Linked DNA regions of Mus musculus: region 2 is linked to region 1. The links are chromatin loops, found by intact Hi-C in ENCODE. Cell type or tissue: heart. All regions are shown on one strand. Links, peaks and the distances in the headings refer to the core of each region. The heading gives the core; the rest is flanking DNA.

What was found. Hi-C counts contacts between places; a loop is a spot of excess contacts. Peaks named below come from ENCODE experiments on the same cell type or tissue, not always from the same donor. Only the 100,000 strongest peaks of a DNase experiment are listed, where the experiment ranks them.
Region 2: a loop joins it to region 1, with 2.6 times the contacts of the local background. A loop is called at or near these places in 1 of 42 quality-filtered maps.

The regions. Positions count from the first base shown.
Region 1 is chr14:21,975,747-21,986,894 of GRCm38, reverse strand. It overlaps Zfp503 (zinc finger protein 503), which reads left to right. Exons shown (of 3, transcript NM_145459.3): 3 at 379-2,933. The coding sequence ends at 2,007. Among named protein-coding and RNA genes, the nearest start is that of A330001L22Rik, 8.2 kb to the left of the region's middle. In heart, for the core only: a CTCF peak has its summit at 5,291; DNase peaks (open chromatin) are centred at 3,664, 3,684, 4,074, 5,284 and 1 weaker place; H3K4me3 peaks cover 2,619 bases; H3K27ac peaks cover 2,417 bases; H3K27me3 peaks cover 1,870 bases.
Region 2 is chr14:21,850,059-21,859,952 of GRCm38, reverse strand. A430057M04Rik (RIKEN cDNA A430057M04 gene) reads right to left here. Exons shown (of 3, transcript NM_176925.3): 3 at 3,027-6,119. The coding sequence ends at 5,956. Among named protein-coding and RNA genes, the nearest start is that of Comtd1, 6.1 kb to the right of the region's middle. In heart, for the core only: CTCF peaks have their summits at 5,917 (motif pointing right) and 6,434 (motif pointing right); DNase peaks (open chromatin) are centred at 5,992, 6,402, 7,282 and 7,692; H3K4me3 peaks cover 939 bases; H3K27ac peaks cover 3,564 bases.

The DNA of each region.
Region 1 (11,148 bases), core at 2,847-7,846:
AGTCGCCTTCCTCAGAAGCTAGTATATTTACACAGCCTCGGAGGCGCCAACCACTCAAGCACTCACACTTTAGAATCAAGGAGTGTGTGCTGGGGAAGAGGGTACAATTCTGGATCTAAAGGGATGAAAACCAAAACATTTGCGAGAGATTGTTTCCAAATCTAAGTAGTGACTTAAAGAATTCAGGAAGGATCCTAGAGCGACCAGGGGGTTCTGGCATCTTTCCCAAGGATACGGAGTGGGGTGCCACTTAGAATTGCGCCTGGAAGTTGAAATGCTTTTCGCGGGCTGTTACGAAGGGCACTAGAACCCTAAGTGCAGGTTTCTAAAGGGTTTCTCTCTTTCTCTGTGTGAACCCCTCCCCATCTGACTCCGCAGCTGGACGCCAAGAAGAGCCCACTGGCGCTGCTGGCTCAAACATGTTCGCAGATAGGGAAGCCGGACCCTTCGCCTTCTTCCAAACTCTCCTCGGTCGCCTCCAACGGCGGCGGCGCGGGTGGTGCAGGCAACGGAGCTGGGGGCGACAAGGACGCCAAGTCGGGCCCCTTGAAGCTGAGCGACATCGGCGTGGAGGACAAGTCGAGTTTCAAGCCTTACTCCAAACCCGGTTCAGATAAGAAGGAGCCGGGAGGCGGCGGCGGAGGCGGCGGCGGCGGGGGCGGCGGCGGGGGTGTTGCTGCAGAGAAGTCAGGATTCCGGGTACCGAGCGCCACCTGCCAGCCATTTACGCCCAGGACAGGCAGTCCCAGCTCCAGCGCCTCGGCCTGTTCGCCGGGAGGCATGCTGCCCTCCGCCGGGGGTGGCCCGGAGGGCAAGGACGACAAGAAAGATCCGGAAGCTGGCGGCGGTGGCAGCAGCAAAGGCTCCGGGGGCGCCTCGGCAGACGGGGTACCCGCCGGGCTGGGGCACGGCCGGATTAGCTGCGGCGGCGGAATTAACGTGGACGTGAACCAGCACTCGGAAGGGGGTCCAGGAGGCAAGGCTCTAGGCTCGGACTGTGGCGGCTCTTCCAGCTCAAGCTCGGGTTCGGGCCCCAGCGCGCCCACCTCGTCGTCGGTTTTGGGCTCCGGTCTGGTGGCCCCGGTATCTCCCTACAAACCGGGCCAGACAGTGTTCCCTCTACCCCCTGCGGGCATGACCTACCCAGGCAGCCTGGCTGGGGCCTACGCTGGCTACCCGCCCCAGTTCTTGCCACACGGTGTGGCACTCGACCCCACTAAACCTGGCAGCCTGGTAGGGGCTCAGCTGGCAGCGGCCGCAGCCGGCTCTCTTGGCTGCAGTAAGCCAGCGGGTTCGAGTCCTCTGGCCGGGGCGTCGCCTCCATCAGTGATGACAGCTAGTTTGTGCCGGGACCCATACTGCCTCAGCTACCACTGCGCCAGCCACTTGGCCGGGGCTGCAGCCGCCAGCGCCTCGTGCGCTCATGATCCGGCCGCTGCAGCAGCAGCGCTCAAATCGGGATACCCGCTAGTATACCCCACGCACCCACTGCACGGCGTTCACTCCTCGCTGACGGCTGCGGCCGCTGCGGGCGCCACACCACCCTCCCTAGCCGGCCACCCCCTCTACCCCTACGGTTTCATGCTCCCTAACGACCCGCTCCCCCACATCTGCAACTGGGTGTCTGCTAATGGGCCGTGCGACAAGCGCTTCGCCACTTCCGAAGAGCTGCTGAGCCACTTGCGGACCCATACGGCCTTCCCAGGGACAGACAAACTGCTGTCGGGCTACCCCAGTTCTTCGTCTCTCGCCAGCGCCGCAGCAGCAGCCATGGCTTGTCACATGCACATCCCCACGTCGGGCGCACCGGGCAGCCCAGGGACTCTGGCGCTGCGCAGCCCCCACCACGCACTGGGACTCAGCAGCCGCTACCACCCGTATTCCAAGAGCCCGCTCCCCACGCCCGGTGCCCCAGTGCCGGTGCCTGCCGCCACCGGACCATACTACTCCCCTTATGCCCTCTACGGACAGAGACTGACCACTGCCTCCGCACTGGGGTATCAGTGAGGGCGGCCCAGAGGAATTTGGAAAGAGGAAGGATCTGGGGGATGGGAGGAGCGAGGGAGGGGCAGGACCCGAGCGAGGTTCCTGACACCCGCAGGGGCAGAAGACCCGGGCTACGGAAGGGAAAAGAAAGTTTAAATCTTACCTATCCACCCAACCACAGAGATCGAGAGAGCCTGGATGCGAAACTTCTCCTCCACCCCTACTCCCCCAATCAAACTTTATAAAAGTTGAAAAAAAATCATTTGACTTTTTATAGAAAAAGAAGGAAAACTAATTGAAAAAGTGTTCATCTGAGGACTTCGCCGGTGAACATTGGTATTTATTTATGTTAGCTCCAAGCGGACCCGTGGTTCAAAAGTGCATTATTTAGTTTGAGCTCCGTAGGTTAAAAGGAGGAGGGGGGGAATTAAAACTCGAGGGTAAATATGTGGAAAACAAACCCTCCGATCCCTTGTAGAGTATAAATAAAAACAAAGCCGCTACAGAATTAGGGGTCTTCTCTTTAATGTTACTTTAAAATTGCTATGATTGTATTGTGCGTTCTTATTTAATGTCTGATTGAAACTCAAATTTACATGCATGTTTGTTACAAAAAAGAAATGAAAACGACGAAACAAAATAAGTCACAATTTGTCAACTCTGATTTCAAATTGCAATTATTTTTAAGGTGTATACCATCGAAAGAGAATGGGTATTTTTTTGTATGTATTCTGGAAGAAAACAAAAAAAAAGGAAAAACAATTCTATTCCAAAACCTCATTTGCCTTATTTTGTTCTTTAAAAGGAACACTTAACTATTTTTAATTTTTAAGTCCACCCGCTGAGAAGGGGACAAGGTTTACGTCATGTGCTAAAATAATAGACAATGTATCGCTTTAAAGATTAAAATTCCGTATATTTGATGTATTAAAAGGTTTTACTTCTTATTATCTTTTTATTTTTTCCTTTTATTAAAGCGGTTTCAGCCGCTGCGGATTCCCGGGACCTCCCTAATATCTTCAGCCCAGGATCGTGGCTATGAATTTCCTACTGCTTTGTTGTGATTTTCTTGAATAGGCGAAAGCTTCAGAAGGGCTGGCCAGCTGAATGATTGGCCTTAGGGGAAAATGTTTTTTTCAAGAAAGAATTCCAATGTGGAAAGATAGTAGCCTTAGCTAATTGCTCATTTCGTTTTTATTTAAATCTCTGGGAAGCTGCTGTGTGAAAAGTGAAAGCAGAGAAAATAGAAGCTTTGGCTTTTGTTAAATTTCCATTTTAAGGGTGGGGGGGGGCGTTTGAGTTTCGTTTTGTGCAAAGAGTAGAGCAGGCTGGGACTCGCCCGGCTGAGCCAGAGGCCCCCCTACCCCCGGGACACGCGACTGCCTAGCCGTTCCCCTGTTCGCAGTTCAAGCATCCCCGGCCTGGGGCAGACAGCCGGGACAGACTAGCAGGGATGGGAGGACATTTGCTGACCTGGAGAGAGCCGGCAGGACCTTCTTGTCCTTCGGGAACAAAGTGAGTTTTTTAGACCTAGAGATAGTCAAATATCCCAACCCCCTTCACACCCTGCCCACCCCACCCCACCCGCCGCCTGTCTTCTTCCTGCTGGAGTTAGAGCGGATGGCAGGCCTTCTCCCAGGCTGCTTTTCCCTGTCCAGATCGCTCCGCAGCTGTGCGGTTGCCCAGTCCGGGTTGCAAGAGTGCGCTCCGGCTCCAGGAACCCAAAAATCCCCTTTTAAACTCAGCAATGCGAGGCGTCTTGGCGGCCCTGCTTCACCTCGCAGAAGCGATTTTGTGCTGTTCAGGGCGAACGGCGCGGCAGGATCCATGTGTGGATCCCCGCTGCGTTCTCCCTTCTTCCCAACTTGAGCCTCATCACCCGGCAGCAGAAGCTGGGAAGAACAGGGTAGGGAGATGGCCCGGTCTCAGCGAGACCTAGAGGCCCTTGCTGGAGCTGGAGTTCTTCAGCTGTTGGAGCGCTGGGCACAGGACACCCTTCGGTGGATCCTGGGACCAGAGAGTTAAGGACGTAGAGCGCGCACCCCATGGCGCACCCTCCTGGAGTTAGGCCTTTCTGGGTTCTCCCAGCCTCTGGCTTCCCTCTGTCCCAGCTCTCTCTGTCGTCTTTGAGCCACGCGCCAAGTCTACCCTCCGCTTTGGACCTTGGGAGGAACAGCCACCCGGGCCCTGATGCCATTTGCATAGGACTCAGTGGCTTTTTAGATTTTTTTTTCCCACCCTGCTCCTTAGCACCAGCCTAACGCAGGGGGAACCTTCCCCCGGGTGGCACGCACAGCGGACCGGCGCAGGAGCAGACTTTGGGAAGACTCTGGCTTCTTTGCTGCTTCCCCGAAGGGTGCAGCCTGCCGGCCTGAAACTCTGGCACCCAGACCTGGCGCCAGGAGAAGGAACACTGCGGCCTTGCTGCCACTCTGGTTCGGAGGAGAGACACTAGGCTGGCCTGAGCTTCTTGAGAACATGGGCCAGCTCACCACCCCAGGTGCTTGGACAAACTCCGAACACCACCAGGTTGGGAAGTAGATGATGCCATGGAAGCCCCCCACATCTCAGGACCCCGGCCTTGGGATCTGAAAGGCAGGCCGCTGTCTAAGCCCCCTCACCAGTACCAGCCACAGGCCGCTGGCATTGGGACCCACAAGCTTCGCCCACCACGACCTTGCATCTTTGGGCAGAGGTTCTTTTGTCGCTTCGCCCTGCCCACCAGAAAAGAAAAGAAAAAAAAAGAAAAAAAAAAACCCGCTCTGATAGGAAAGGCCTACACATTCCTCAGCCCTGCAATTTAAGCCTGGGACCTGCAGAAAGACTACTGGGACGTTCGAGCTTTCGAGCTCCTTCTTGGCATTATATTAGCCAAAACAAAACCAGAAAGAAAGAAAGAAAGAAAGAAAGAAAGAAAGAAAGAAAGAAAGAAAGAAAGAAAGAAAGAAAGAAAGAAAGAAAGAAAGAAAAACTTTAATAAAACGCTCTTCTGGGAGAAGTTAGGCATAAGCAGCAAAATCCCAGAACCTCGGGGCTGGGGGCGGGGGGGGGGGAGGTTAAGGCCAGGAAAGATTCCCGACATGTGGGATAGAGCCAAGTCACTCTGGGGCAGTTATAGGATGGAGGATGCCAGTACGTGTTGCGGGTCCGGGCGGAGTTCTCGAGCCTCCCAGGAGAGACATGCGCCCCTCCCCACGCCATCCTGGAGCCTTCCCCTCCTCCGCCTCTCAGCCACTCTCTCCGCAGTTGTGGAGAGCGCCCGAGCGCTGCAGTCGTCGGCCGGAGCCTGAACCGCGAGCATGTCCGCTAGGCGGCACTGCAGATCCCAACAGAGCCGGGGAAAATACCAGGAACCCAGGCCAGCCCAAAGGCCTCAGGCTGGGTGGTCACCCCAGGACCCCAAGCCGCCTCCACCTTTCCTGCTTTCAGGGGTCCCCCAACCTGTCATTCCTCAGTCATTTCTTGCTGCAAGCCATCTCCTTGCTTGCAAACCACCTCCTTGCTCCTCTTCTACCCATGTAGCTTCCAGTTTAGCTGGCTGCTCCCTACACCACCACCACCACCACCACCACCACCACCACCACCACCACCACCACACACACACACACACACACACACACACACACTTCGCGCTTACAGGTCTCACATGTCCCACCTAACTTCGAGACGCTTCAACTGTCACTCTCAAGGCTCCAGTAACACACACACACACTCCCGCCCTGTCTTGCATGCTCTTGGGTGTGCAAACATCTTCTGCTTGGAGCAGGTGGCCTAGATAGAGGATGAGACTCAGAGTCCTCTGGGGTGCCTGTTTCACAGGCCAGGAGACAGCTCACAGAAGCCTCTTGAGGTCTCTCTACAGGTCTTTCACCTCAATGGGGAAACTAAGACAAAGTCCGGGAAGTGAATGGTAGGGCTAGAGGACAAAGCCTTCTCCATTCAATTCTATCCAACATGTTTCCTTTCCTCTGGTGGAGAAGCTAAGTGACCCCCACATCTTTGCTGTGAGTTGTGACCTTGCTTCTCTTAATGACTACAGCCAACATGTTAGTGTTCATCCTATTTAACCTTCACAACACCGCCATGGGGTCATTTACCCCATTTTCCAAATGAGGAAGCTGAGGCTGGGCATGACTCTACCTTGAGGCTTTCAAGCTGCATAAGCAGGATTCTCACCTTGGCTGCCCCTACAGGAGGAGATTTTAAAATAGGGCAATGCCCGAAACCAGACGTTGACTTATCTGGTATGGGGGTGGGCAGGGGAGGTCCTCTGAGTTATCTTAATTTTTATTATGAAGACTTTTCCAAACACGGAGATTGAAGTAATGGTGTGAGGGACTCCCATGAACTCTCTTCCAACCTAAGAAACTGTCAACTCATGGGCACACTCATGTCCTCTCTACCCTATCCAAAAGCCCACTGCCGCCATCCTGCAACTTTATCTCCTCAGATGTCAGTCACGTCTACTCAGAGATCCGACGGGTGCCTAGGCTGGCATCTTTGATATGGAATATGTGGGTTCCTATCTAGCAGACCACCGGCCTGAAATGGGAGGTGCTGATCCCAGAATGTGCCTGGAATCAGGGGTGGGGATGGGTGCCAGTGGAGTGCTTGTAGAAGGTGTCTGTAAAATACTTTGAGTCCCAGTCTGGTGTGGCAGTAGGAGACATTCTCAAAGTGTCCCTTCTACTGTAGCATGTGACAGCTTAAAACCATAAGCTACAGTAGAAGGAACAGGTTCAGGACTGAGTGAGCCAGGCTCTTAGCTCCTCCTTGGCTTATTCTATGCCTCCCTTCCTCTTCTCCTCCATGTTCTCATCAGTAAAATGGAGACACTAATTCCATCCTACCGGGAGTGATTTGGAGCCTCAAATAAGATACTAAATATAAGGGTTGGGAACAGCTCAATGATAGATCATGTGCCAAGCACATGTGGGGCCTGGGTCTGATTCTCAGCATGGGTGGGAAAAATCAACAATAATTAAAATCTGAAGTGTCCAAGTTCCTATCTGACCTACACTGAGCCTTTACCGTGGCTCTCAGTAAAGCCTGAAGAGCTGTCTGTGGCTCCCTTGACCCAGTAGCTTCTCCAGGGTACCTGTGATCATGGTTCCTCTTCTGATGAGTCCTATTTGGTGCTCTCCATGGCTCCACAAACACAGTTCAAACCCTCTACCTGCTAGCTAAACCCCAATCTCCTACTCAGTTATGCCAATCGTATGGTCCTCCCCTGGAATGCCTTCTTCCCCCTCCCCCACCCTCTCTCTCTGCCCCTGTTACTGCGCAAGTGTGAGGGACCCTCACAAACTTATGTGTTTGAACATAGCCCAGCAGCTAGTGCTGGAATCGTCTCAGGAGGTGGGGGCTGGCTGAAAGGGTAAGTTATTGTGGACAGGCTTTGAGGTTAATAGCTCAGCCAACTTTCTGATCTTTCTCTGCTTTCTGATCTGCTCAAGCATGAGCAGATCCCTCTGCCCTATGGACAATGCTCCAGCTACCGTGTCTTCCTAATGTGATGAACTGTGTCCCCCAAATGGGACCCAAAGTGAGTCCTTCTTCTGTAGAGTTACTTTTGCCAGGTAATTTTTCATAGCAACAACAAAAAAAAAAAGTGACTAATATACCACCCTCAAAATTATCCCAATACTAGGCTGAGTCTATTAGCTACAACTTTACTCTCTGCACTCAGGAGGCAGGGGCAGGCAGATCTCTGTGAGTTCAAGGCCAATCTGGTCTACACACTAAGTTCCAGGACATTGGGGCTACATGGTGAGACCCTATCTCAAAAAATGAATGAATGAATGAATGAATGAATGAATGAATGAATGAATGAGGAAGGAAGGAAGGAAGGAAGGAAGGAAGGAAGGAAGGAAGGAAGGAAGGAAGGAAGTTGTCTCAATCCTCACCTCCAGGTCTCCCCCTTTTTACACTCTGTATTTACACAGAGGTGAGAGTAGACATATGAAAGCCACTGGGACAGGGATAAGGATTGACGAGGATTTCCCCACAGCTGTGTAACCAGGAGTAAGACAGATACAACGGTGAAGTCCTCTCCAAAGTGACCTGTGGCTGTGCATACAGGTGAATGGCATGCTGCCTCAGATGCTGATGCTCCTTACGTTTCCATACGTTTATAGGTATCTATCTCTGTTGCCTTCCCCATCTCACAAGTGAGGAACAAAGGGGGAACAAAGATGTGTTCCTATAACGCAGCACTGGACTCTGGGCCTGCCCCCACATGCTCTTTCATATTGCTAACTCCAAACTCCTCCTTTGGCCTTAGCTGTTACCACCCTAATTTCTGAAAGCTCCCTGGGATGACCACTTGGTGTTGGTGATCGATTGGTGTGCCTTTCCCTGGGCATGCCTGTTTCTCCCACTCTGAGCATCCCTTAGTTGCCTGCGGTTCTTGATCTATAGCTGAGGCCTTGTGAGCTTTCTCCCATCCTGTTTGTACAAAAGGCATGTCTATTTGGTATCCTTGTTCAGATTTTACTTATACAGCTATTCTGATGAGACTTCATGGGTCTCATCATTTCTCTGACATCTTTAGGAAACACAATCTCACTGTTCCTCTGGCTCTCACAATCTTTCTGCGCCCTTTCCACTATGATCTCTGAGACTGAGGTGCAGGAATTATGTTCTAGATGCATCAGTCAGGGCCAGCCAGAACATGGTTCTCTGCATTTTGATTGGCTGTGGTCTTCTGTGATAGTCTCCATCTGTTGCAAAGAACGTTTTCTTGATGAGGGGTAAGGACTACGCTCATCTGTGGGTATAAGTACATTCATCTGTGGGTACATTTCTAGGGGTGATGCTGGTTTGGTAAAGCGGCAGTTGTAGATTCTCCAGGATCCACGACCTAACCAGCCTCTAGTTATTGGCTTGGTTTCTGGTACCAGGCATGATTTTCCTCTTGTTGAGTGGGCCTTTGGTCCAACCAAAGAGCTGTTGGTTACTGCCAATGTACACATGCCACTATTATGCCCTTAGGAATGTCATGCCATGCTGGCCATTGCTATAGTTCATGGCCTCATAGATGACAAGAACAACTGGTTGCTTCTCTCCATTGGAAGTTTTTATGGCACCTTCCAGTACCATGAAAGCTAATCCTCAGACAGGCTTTCGGGTCAGAACCAGATAGGATCCTCCAAGTCCTGTATCTGAAGTTATCTGGTATCTTCCAGACACATTTTTTTTCTTTTGTAAGATAGGGTCATATGTACTCCAGACTGGCCTTGAACTCTTTATGTAGGCAAGGATGATATTGAAATGCTGGTCCTCTGGCCTCCACTCCTTGAGTACTGGGATTATACTACCATACCCAGTTGATGCAGTGTTGGAGAGCCAACCCAGGGTTTCATGCATACTAAGCATGATCAACTGAACTACATCCCCAGCCTCAGATATTTTTTTTCTATTGTCTACCAAGTCTATAGGTTGAGTTAATGGAGAAAACTCCTCTGCTAGCATGGTACATAAAACCTAGCAGGTGTTGATACGTGTTAGAAAAAGGGAGGCAAAAGGAGAGCACAGAGATGAAGAACAGGGCTAAGTAAGATTGCCCCCTGCACATAGTGAGGACCTGAGTTCAGAGTTCCAGGTTCCATGAGAGACTCCATTTCAAGGGAAGAAGACATAAGGATGTCAGAAAACATTACACCCAATGTCCTTCTTTGTTCGTACAAAAGGCATACATACCTACATATGTATAACACATGCACACACATAATTAAGTTTTTAAAAAGAGAAATATGCAACAAGTTGTTTGTCTTAAGGGCAACTATTCTTTCAAAGGGTTTGGGGAACACAAAGGAACATGCATGGCCTTAGGAAACTTGTAAGTTTGGACTTAAAACCTAGGCCCAAGGTGAACTTCAGTACATTAGTTAGAAACTGCACTTTCTGACAGTAACAAAAAAAAAAAAAAACCCTACATCATGATATAAGGAAGATAAATGTTCTCTCAAAGTACAAGTGGACAGTCTAGGCTGGAAGGCCATTGGTCACCAGAAACCCAGGGTCTTCAATCACAATTCTGCCAGCCCAACCTGGCAATCTTTCATTCTTTTGTCATATGAGTCCCAGATAGCTATTTGAGTTCAGCTACCATTGTATGGTGCCAAACAACCAGAAAGAAAAGCGTGAAGAGGCCAACACAGCCTCTTTTCTTTTAATGAGTCTTCCCAAAACTCACAGGACTCTTTGGACTGTATCTAAGTGTTTAGAATGTTACCATATGGCCACATATAGCTGCAAGGGAGGCTAAGAATATGATGTTTAGTTGGGTACATTAGGGCCTCAGACCAACTCAAGATTGCTATGGACTGAATTGTGTTTTCCACAGCAAACTCATTGGAAGCTCTATTTCCTAATGTAACTATATTTTGAAATGAGGCCTTTAGGGAGGTAGTTAAATTTAAATGGGGTCATTAAAGCAGAACTATAATCTGAGAAGATTTGTGGGCTTGAGAGATATCTTTTGTTGCTTCTTCACCCTTTTTCTCCCTTCTCATCTCTCTTTCAACATACAAAGAATTGGCTTGTAAGCCAGGAAGAGAACTTTTACCAGAAACAGGACCAGCCAACTCCTTGATCTTGGATGTACAACCTCCCAAACCAGAAGTTAGCTGCTATGGTCTCTAGTCTTCCCCACTTTGCATAACAGGTTAAACTGACTATTACAGAGCCATGGGACTAAGGGACGAAAAAGTAGGAGCTATAAAAGACATTAGCAGACTCATACAGGGCCACTGGCTAGAGACTTCTACCTATAAAACATAGGATTTTTTTTTTTAGTGAGACAGGATCTTTCTATATAACTCTGGCTGTCCTGCAACTCACTATATACATCAGACTGACTTTGAAGTCACAGAGATCTACCTCTGCCTCTCCAGTGCAGAGTGGCATGCACAACTACCCCTGGCTCAACCATAGGTTCTTGGTAATGTAGACAGGACAAATGCCTGCTAAGCTCATGAAAGCTCTGATTCAGGTTTGAGGCAATGGTGATTCAGTTATAAGTTTAGATATTATCCGTGTGTCATGCAATACAGTTCAATAAGATCAGTCAACAGTCGTTTTTCACTCCCATAATTTGTCATGAAAACAAGGATCCGATTTTGGATCTCTAGAACCCATGTGAACAATGTTAGGTGGGCA
Region 2 (9,894 bases), core at 3,756-8,755, 130 kb after region 1:
CCCAAATTTGGGATCAAGCTAGTGTGCCAAACACCATACCCAATAAGTTATCTCCCCAGACCAGACTTACATTTTTTTTAAATAATCTGGAAAATTGTGAGCTACTGTCATTTTAAATATTTCCTCTTTCCCATTATTTCTATAATCTCTTTCAAATAATTTAATTAGATACATCTTTAAGCTTTGAATTTTAACTTTAATATCTTTTTTGTTTGTTTGTTTTGGTTTTGGTTTTTTTGTTTTTGGTTTTTGGTTTTTTTGGTTTTGGTTTTTGGTTTTTGTTTTGTTTTTTTTTTTTTCTAGACAGGGTTTCTCTGTGTAGCCCTGGCTGTCCTGGAACTCACTTTGTAGACCAGGCTAGCATCAAACTCAGAAATCCGTCTGCCTCTGCCTCCCAAGTGCTGGGATTAAAGGCATGTGCCACCACCACCCGGATAACTTTAATATCTCTTAACTCTTGTAGATTTTCATCTGTGCTTGCAATAATTTTCCAAACCTTTCACTTTTTAAATTCCATCTCCAGCTGTGTCTATTCTGTTTCCTGTTTAAGTTTTTCATATGAAATTAATTTAAATCTGTTTGTCAGATCTTCCTGGTGGTTTTTGTAATCTTTACCTCTTTGCTATGTACAGATATTCAAGTTGCAGAAGTTCTAGGCTGCCCAGAGAATTACTTATTTCCTGGTAACAATAATTTTAATCTGTTCCTGGCCTCTAGTAATTCTGTCTCTTACAGACTCTCTCCATCAACAAAAGAGGACTTCAGCCAGGCGTGGTGGCGCACGCCTTTAATCCCAGCTCTTGGGAGGCAGAAGCAGGCGGATTTCTGAGTTTGAGGCCAGCCTGAACTACAAAGTGAGTTCCAGGACAGCCAGGGCTACACAGAGAAACCCTGTCTCGAAAAAAACAAAAAACAAAAAAAAGAGGATTTCAGCATTGTCCCTAACATTGTGTCATGCTCTGAAGCTAATCGACCTTTAAATCCTTAGTCAGTCTATAGATGTTTAATATACCTTTTTTTCCCCAGTGTTCATACTTTGAGATGATAGCTATGAGGCACCTACTGTGTGGCAAGAACTGTGCTGAGGATTTGATAGAAAATAAGCTAGAGTCTGTTTCTGCCCCCAAAGTTGTATAAAGTCTCCAAGGAAGCCAGACACTCAATCAGGACTCATCACTCACAGTCAGTCTTGTTCTGTCTGAAGGTAAACAATGTCGCAGGCAAGCAAGCACACAAAGCCAGAACAATCTAAAGCTCCGACTGTCTTCAAGTTGCCAACATTTATTTGAAGGGAAGGAATATCCCCACAAAGGAAAACCCAAGTTGATTTCCTACCTCAGGAGGCATTATGGAGGCAGCCTGTTTTTATTTGTTCATTTTGTTACTGGAACATCCATACTTTGGGAGAAGGTCTAGACCCCGTTGCAGCCCCAAGCTTCCTAATAAATCAGTAATTGTGACCACATGCAGCAGTCTCCTAGAGAGATGGTCTGGAAAATACTTTCCATCTCATTACATTTTCAATGGTGTTTTAGTTGCAGCTCCAGCCATCCCATAATTCTAATGCTCTAAACAACCATCGCTACATAGCAAGTGGCTTTAAATGATGGGTTGTCACGAGTTGAACCATGTCCCACAATGAGATAGCTTGAAGTTCTACACACTACTTTAAAATGTGACCTTATGTCAAAATAAAGTCATTGTAAATGTCATTAAGTTAAAAGGTGGCAGGCCAGAAGAGGACACCCACCCCTCTTAGCCCCAAAATCCAAGTTAGATGACTGGTAAGGGAAGGGAAATCTGGACACAAGAAAGCCCAGTGTAAAAGGTATCACATGGAAAGAACACTACAAGCCAGAGGTGCCAAGCATGGCCCAAAACATCCAAGCTGAGGGAGAGGCCAGTAGCAGACTGTTCCCCAGGACTCCTTTCCAAGACCATGATTCCAGCACTGGTCCCAGCGACTTAGTGCCACTAAGTTTCTGTCTCCCCCATCATGAGTTACCTAGGAAACCCATGGACCCAAATACACCATGTTTTGTTCAACCTGGAGGCTACTGGACTCTTAGGCACCTCCCCCTCTGACTCCATCATGCTCTGCAGGCATTTGATGGAGAGAGGAGGCACTGCAGAGGCTCCCGATGTACGTGTCTAACAGAAGCAGCTGGGGCTGTCCGAGCATCTCTTAGCCCATGTATCTGTGCCCATGGAGACCTTTTCTAACACACCCTGGGGTCTCTCAGCATCGCTGCCCCGTGTTCAATTTACAACCTCTATCCTAGATGGCTGACCAGAGTAAAAAAGGCTATCTTAGATCATTTAGCTCCTAAGCCAGAGGCCCCATTCCAGCTATTGTGGTGGGCTTGAAACAAGGAACATTCTAAGAGAGCAAAGCCTCCCGGCCTGGAACCAGGGACACGGAAGCAGGCAGGCTCCAAGGACTAACGTAGCTCTCCTGGCCCAGCCTGAGCTTCCTGGCTACTACAGGAGAAACCACCTGCTCTGTCCTTCAGCCACCAGCACCTCATCCTGATGTGGTCCAGCACTATCACGCATGGGTTAAAATAGTGTTCCGCCTCCGGTCTGCCACAGGGCTAGGGCCGCACGTGGGCTGATGGAGGCAAGACGCAGGAAGATTGACTGCACATACCCCATGCCACCGGGTGGGCGTCTAAGCCGCAGGACCCCACTCCAGGGGTGGGGAAGCACAGTCTGGTGTCCCCAGGGAACTACCTATTAAAGCTGGGCTCATGGGTCCTTGGGCCACACGGATTCACAAGGTCTTAGGCACCGCAAATACCACTGGATGCTGCGGAAGAGCTGAGAACGTAGGCCCTGGGCCGCTGGGCCAAGGCCAAAAGGGAAAAGGGCAGGAGGAGAGAATGCCTCTGGCTGCTTGGCTTGGTGGTGACCGTGGCTGAGAACGCAGAGGCCTCCTACGGGAGATTAGACACGCAGCTCTTTAGAGGAATCTGCTCCATTGCTCCAGCATGGCGGATCCCAATGAGAATTCAGCCCATGTTTTTAAAGCGTTTATTGTCATGGCCGAGAGTTGTGATGAGTGAAATCATACCCCACTTTCTCAGGGCAGGCCTGAGGTTAAATACCTTTTGCAGGGAGGAGTGTCTGGGAAGGAGAGTTTAATTGGCTAAGCCCTTCAGCCCTTTAGGTACCTCATTAAAATGGAGATCTGTCTTGAGACTCTGTGATCTGTAGTCACATCCTCTACCTGTGGAGGCGCTTGGGGCATTGCCCTACATGACTGATGGTCACAGAATTATGGAGAGCTGAGGGCTCCTGTGTGTCAGGAGCCTAGTGCCTAGGGGCGTGGCAAACTCCTGTACCTTGCAGGAACACCTGCTAGGTCTCCCAGGGTTTAAACCTAGCTCCACCAGAAAACAGGCTGCCTTTCACGGTTCCAAAATCATGAGGTACTGCCCTGGACCTGGGCACAGATAATGCCTGAGCTGGTCAGCCCTGGCCTACCTCTGCCTCTGCTCAACGGTGACAGAGGGGCAAGCTAGGCCTCTGTGCCTGACAAAGCCATTACTTCCATCCCGAGTCAAAGGCCCACATGCCCTCTCCTTATCCAGAGTCCCTAGTCTCTCAGAGAAGGCTCCCCACACAAGTACAGCAATAATCTCCAGGGGCTTGGGGCTAGAGTGTGTAACAAGGCTACTGCCCCCTACAAACCTCAGCTGTGGCTCCCTCAGATCTGTGCCTTTGTGGAATCTTCTCCTGGCCCCTCGTCTGTCACACTGCTGACAGGCAGGGAGCAATGAGGCGTCTCTGGAGTTCCCAGGAAGAGGCCTGAGAGGGAGTGATGCAGGGCTGGGCAGGGTCAGAGAGAGCTTCCTGCCCCTCGGGTCATTTCTTTTGAGTCAGAAGAGACTCTGAGAGCCTCCTCTCACCAGCATACAGATGGGAAACTGAGGCCCATTGCTGACAAGACTTCCTGACACATAGCAGAGCCAGGGCCAAGGGAAAGTAAGTGTCTTTGTGCAATGCAGCTCTCCAGGCAGGAGGCAGAGAGGGAGGGGTGAGCCTGAACACAGGAGGGCGGGGGGTCTCACAGCTGAAGAGCTTCACAGGACTCAATTCTACTCCAGGCTAGAGACCTGCCCCTCAGCCATTCCAACCCCTCTCCAGTCATGTCTGCCAGGGTTGAGAGGGGTTGTAGTTGGTTATCTCCAGGGAGGGACTTGTGCAAGCCATCGGCAGGAACCTTCTACAGGTGAGCAAGTTAGGAGGAAGGAAGCTGGTCTCCTCCCCAGGGGCTCACAGCCACCCCAAAATTCCCAACACAGAACAGCGACAGGGCTACAGTGCCTCAACCTGATTTACCTCATAAAGAACCGTGGTACTTGGGCACGTGGGGAAGGGGTTGGGTGTTCCTACCCACGTCTGCTGCTCTATCGGGTTCTACTTCCCATCAAAAGTCCCACCAGCCCTCTTCCCCTGACCATGCTCCTCAGCAGGAGGAAGAACCAGTGAGGCTGACGTGGGCTTTCTACTCCATCAGGCCAAGTTCCCTAGGGAGGGCTGGGGCAACAGCTTCATGTTAGGCCTGCCTGCCTGCCTGCCTGCCTGCCTGGGACTCAGTATTTCTATACTGCAAGTACTGCGACCACGTTGGCTTGTCAGTAAATTCATTAGCCCATTACATAGGCTTGAATTATTCAGTTCTCAGGAGTCAGCCACAGAAATTCAGGGAGCACAGCTGATGTGGGCTTTAGTGGGATGGATGAAGTCGGTGCTGGCCATGCCTGGTACCATGATACTGGTTCTGGGCCAGAGAGGTGGCTGGGACTGGAAGACACTGGAGATCTGACCAGTGGCCCTGGGTGGTCCTAGAGGTCGGGAAGTCTAATGAGAGGTCCTTCCCTCTGAGCACTCCACTGAGCATGTCTCTGGGGCGATACCTGTTTCATCCAGGAACAACACATCTAACCTCCACCCTTTCCCAGCTTTGTGACCTTCAGATAATTACTGGCCTTTCTGAGTCTTCAGTATCTTTGTGTGTGTGTGTGTGTGTGTGTGTGTGTGTGTGTGTATGCTAGATGTTCCCAGTAACTATTCTTTCCTTTAACTTTGCAAGTGATTTGTCATAATTACAAACATAAAAACAATTTGTTGGCAGAAGTATGACCATGTGGCTGTGGTCAGAAGAGGAATAGTAGAGGTCTATAGGGACCCTTCAGAATGTTGTTCTGTTTATGAAAAGAAGGAAGTGAGTCCCGTTTTGTCCCTTCCTATTTCCTGATTATCTGAGGAAGATAATTTGTAATGGCCGGAGCTCAAGCAGCTATCTTGCCCCAAAGAGAAGCCACGTGATGAGGAAGGCATTTCCTGCAGGATAGTGTGGTCCTTAAAAAATTGTTAAGTCCTGAAACTAAAACATCTGAGTTCAAATCCTTACTCTGCTACTTATACGCTGTGCAATGTGGGACAAGCTGCTTTACCCGTCTGTGTTTCGGCTCTCACATCTATGAGATGGGGCTAAAATGGTACCTGTCCCTGTAGACTAACGGTATGAGGATTAAAGGGGCCAATAGGAAATCCTAAGGAGTGATGGGGACGCGGTAAGTATTAACTGCTTTGTCCTGTTTACACACCTGGCAGGATTCCCTGGACCGCTGTGAAGTTCCACTTCAGAAACCTTGCCAGGGATATTGTGAGGTCCAGCTAGGGTAGAAGCAGCTTTCTCTGCAAGGGAAAAAGAAATATCAAGGACCCTTGCCGGCGTGGTGGCACACACTGTAAGCAGGAAGCAGAAGCAGGTGGCTCTCTGTGAATTCGAGGCTAACCTGGATTACACAGTAAAACCCTGTCTCAGATGAGAGATGAGAGAGGGTAGAAGGGGACAATCAGGACTAGAGAAGAAAAAGGAAAAGGAAAACCGTAACTGGAGCAGTTGCCAGCAGGGGGCGTGCATGCTCCTCTTTCTAGACTGGCTCATTCCGGTGCCAAGTTGCAGCCACCCCTAGAGTGGCTGGTTTTGGGTGGGCACTTTGAGTGGGCAATACTTCCTGGGGGGCTTAGCGCAGTAGCATTGAAGCCTCCCCGCAGCTCCTCTCTCCACGCTGAGATGATGCTGGCCTCTGCCTGCGTCTTCCTTCCTAGAAAAGACGACAGACACTTTTCTCAGAAACTCCTACAGGCACGGGAGCTGGCTACAGATGCCAGCAAACGTGGAAGACCTGTCAAGTGGTGATCCAGGAGAAGGGGAATGTGAATGTTCGGCGGTGGTTGTGGTGGAATCTCCCGGAGCTATGAGGGCTGTGGTAGGCGCTGGGTTTTAATTAGAGCAATCTTATGGTAGGACATCCCAGCCTGAGCCTCTGGGCCTCTTCCACGTGCTATTTGGAGAGACTTCTGTTGTTTGTAGTAAAGTCGAACCTGATGTTTGCCACAAGGTGGCGCTGTGGCTTGTTATCAGAAGACCCTGCCTGGCACACTGTCCTTTCTGAATCTGCTCATTGGAGGAAAGAGGCAAGGGGAGGCCAGCCTCCTTATAACCATTCGGGGAAGCCTGGAGTTTGGGCCAGGCAAAAATCTGACCCCAAGGCTTCTACCGTCGATGTTACTCTTTGGATCATTATCTTAACCGGCAAAAGATGCTAAAGTTCCTAGCCAGCTCACCTGAAAACGGGGAGATAACGAAGACTTCACATGAGTCCCTGGAAGCAAAGGAGAAGGCAGAGAAATCAGAGGCATCAGAAGACGCCATGACTGGCCTCCAAGGTGGATAACTCTCAAAAGAAGGACGTGAGTTGTGCAGACAACTCCCGCGCTTAGAGGAGAGGCCCCCCTCACTCTGAGAACTGCCATCCTCGGGAGATCCTGAGTATACAGTGCTGACCTCACAAGGGTTCCTTCCCTCACAGACTCAGGTCCATGCACTGGTATTTTTAAGCTACTGGGTTTGTGGATATTCATAATACAGCAATAGAAAACGCCATACCCACGGCAGTCAGTGACAATACATGTAAAAAACCAAGTTAGCGAAAGCAGCATGGTGATGGACCCTGTAATTCCGACACTTGAGAGTCTAAGGTGAGAAGAACAGAAGATCAAGGATAGCCTGGGATATACAGGGAGAGGCCATCTTGAAAGGGGGTCAGATTTCAGAGTTCTGGGTCCATAGTCATTCAGCAAGGTGCTGTGTGTGGACATGCTGGCCCTGTGCCTCGTGGTGGCAGGGGGAGTTGCCACAGGCTGTTTACTTCGTGAAGAATGGGAAGCAGAAACAGAAGGAAAGGTGGGTCCCAATATTCGCTTCCTTGCCACACCCACAATGACCCAGCTTTCTGTAACTAAGCTCCACCTTCAGTATCCCCAAACACAGGCAGCTCTAAGAGCCAAACCGTCACAATCCCATTTTATCCATCTGAGAGGTTCTGAGCTCAGGCAGGCTGGGGTCACTGGGGTCCCACAGTTGAACCTAGGTCTATCTAACTCTGGAGTCCGTTACTGCTTCCCTATCTGGCCTCTCAAACGAGGAGGAAACTGAAGCACTTTGGGTGTTGCCAGTGCCAGCTGCCCAGTATCCAAGCACAGAAGGTGCCCCAGTTGCTGGGTTCCTCCCCGGTCAATTTGAGGAACCCAAGAAACCCGTTCTATGGTCTACCTCCCTCCTCAGTCCACTAGGGTTCCCCAGAGGCTCAGCCTGACCTCCCAAAGCCTCAAATTAAGATGCGTTACTTTCCCAACTTTCCCTTCAGAATCTGGCAGTCCCGGCCCGGACATGGGGAAGCCAAGCTGCAAGCTTCTCTGAGAAACAGGGGCAGGACGCCCTGGGAATCCACCCAAGAATATCTTCACAGCCCAGGATAAAGGGAAACTAACCAAATATGGAAAGGGCCCTGGAGGGCCCAGAGGGACGAAGAAGGTTCCTGGGGGCCACAGAGGGACGGGAAGCCAGCAACCCTGAGGGATTCTACTTCGCGCTGTGACTTCTCTTTGCACTAGGAATGAGTAGGAGCCCCTGTGAGCTGAATCAGTCACAGTTCAAATAGGTTGACTGACAATGTTTAAAACAACAAACCCAGATGTTTGTAAGAATTCAAACAAAGACCCAGAAGCCCCGGCCACACTGGGCCATCTTTCTATCTCGCAGTGAGTACTGAGTGGCTCCGGTATCCTCTGGTGGAACATGAGCACTGTAGTGACAGCCCCCATGGGGCCCTATCGCCCTCCCCTGACTTGTCTCACCAGCCTGGCTCCTGGAGACACAAGTTCCCAGTCCTCCGGTTCAATTGAACCTTCTGCCTTCACTTGGTGCCCTGTCCTAGCCAGGCTACTGCGGGGTAGGGCGCTGGCTCTGAAGGAGACAAGCCCACCTGATGTCAGCAGGGCTGGAAGAAGCAGAATTCGGAAGGCATGGGGCAGAAGCACAAGGGTCTGTCCCAGCCCTGTGTCTATGAACAGCTATGACCCAATTTGGCCAGACATGCCCATTTATCTGCATGCACCCAGTTCCGAACCCACTGCCAAAGAAAGGGATCAAACCCTGCCTTGACTTTAGACTCAGCCTCCTACAACAAGGCCCTGCAAAAGATCGAGAGGCACTGTCCCTGCATAGGAAGAGACAAGAGATGAAGACCAAAAGGAGAGGGAGGTGGGAAAATTAAATTTTGCGTGATCAGCAAGGTTTCAAACAATCGCTCGCCAGCTGAAGTGGGTGCCACGTGAATAAGTCATTCTGTTTTATAGACCATTAGGGTCTCCAGAGAGAATCTGCATAGAGACCAGTGCTTTCTGTTGAAATTAAAATGTCAGAGAAAAAGAAATAGAACAAAACAGGGAATCTGCAATTAATTACCAGGCCATAAAAATTCAATAATCAGGAGGCAGAGCGGCCACAGGCCCAGAGGTATCAGAGCCAGCGTAACAGGAATGGAAGGCATTAATCTTTTCAAATTAGTTTTTTAATCTGACTGGGATATATGGTGACATGGCTCCCTCCTCGCCCGCTTCCCCCACCTCCACCGCTCCTGCCTGGAGCCAGGTTGCAGGAGGAAGGCTGTGAGATGCACTGAGAACTTGCAAGCCATCCCGGTCCCCAGATATGGGGAAGAGGGCTCCGGCTAAGGACAAGGACTCGGTGCCACAAGCCCGCTGAAGAGGCCTAGCGGGGACACGGCTGCCTCTTCCCTCTGTGTGCGTCCCAGGGAGGTACTGATAAAGACGGTGGAAATTTAGGAGGGCAAGGCGCTAGGCAGTGAGCTCGGAGAGATGATCAATTCAGGACTTTCCTTCTCTTGAAAATTGGAACAACACCGCTGCTTCAAGGGATGGCTGGGTGTTGAGCACCTGGTACCCAGCAGGTGCTAAGTAACAGCTTCCGGTTGTCACGTTGTTATCACTGGCCGCAGTGTGGCCCCGTTGTTATCACTGGCCGCAGTGTGGCCCCGCCAGCACGTATTTAGTGCCTGCTGTGTGCTCAGCCCTAAAGGAACTCACATTTCTTCGGGCCTTACCTGGAGAGCATGACTCAAACTCAGAGATATTTTCAGGACTCTCAAGTCATTGAGAGTCAACAAGAAGAAAGAGCTTGTCTAAGGGGCCTGTTCCAGGAGCAGTTAGGAGAAGCAGCTGAGATCCCGCCCTGCCCCTAGAGAAAGTAGGTTCCCCTCCTGTTTGCCTGCACCCTGCACAGATGCTGATAGGTCAAGAAGCCAGTCTACCCTGATTGTGATTGGAGACCTGCCCTCACCTCCGAGGCCCGGGATTCTAGCAGCATTGGCTTCAGTTGGCCAGGTCTAGGGCTCTCTCACTGATCCTGCACCTGTCTGCCTGCCTCCGGAGGGTCTCCGGGCCTGGCCAGTGTTGTTAAGAAACAGACTTCCAGGGCAACCACCTCTGAGGCCCTGTGGACTCCAGCTCTTAAAG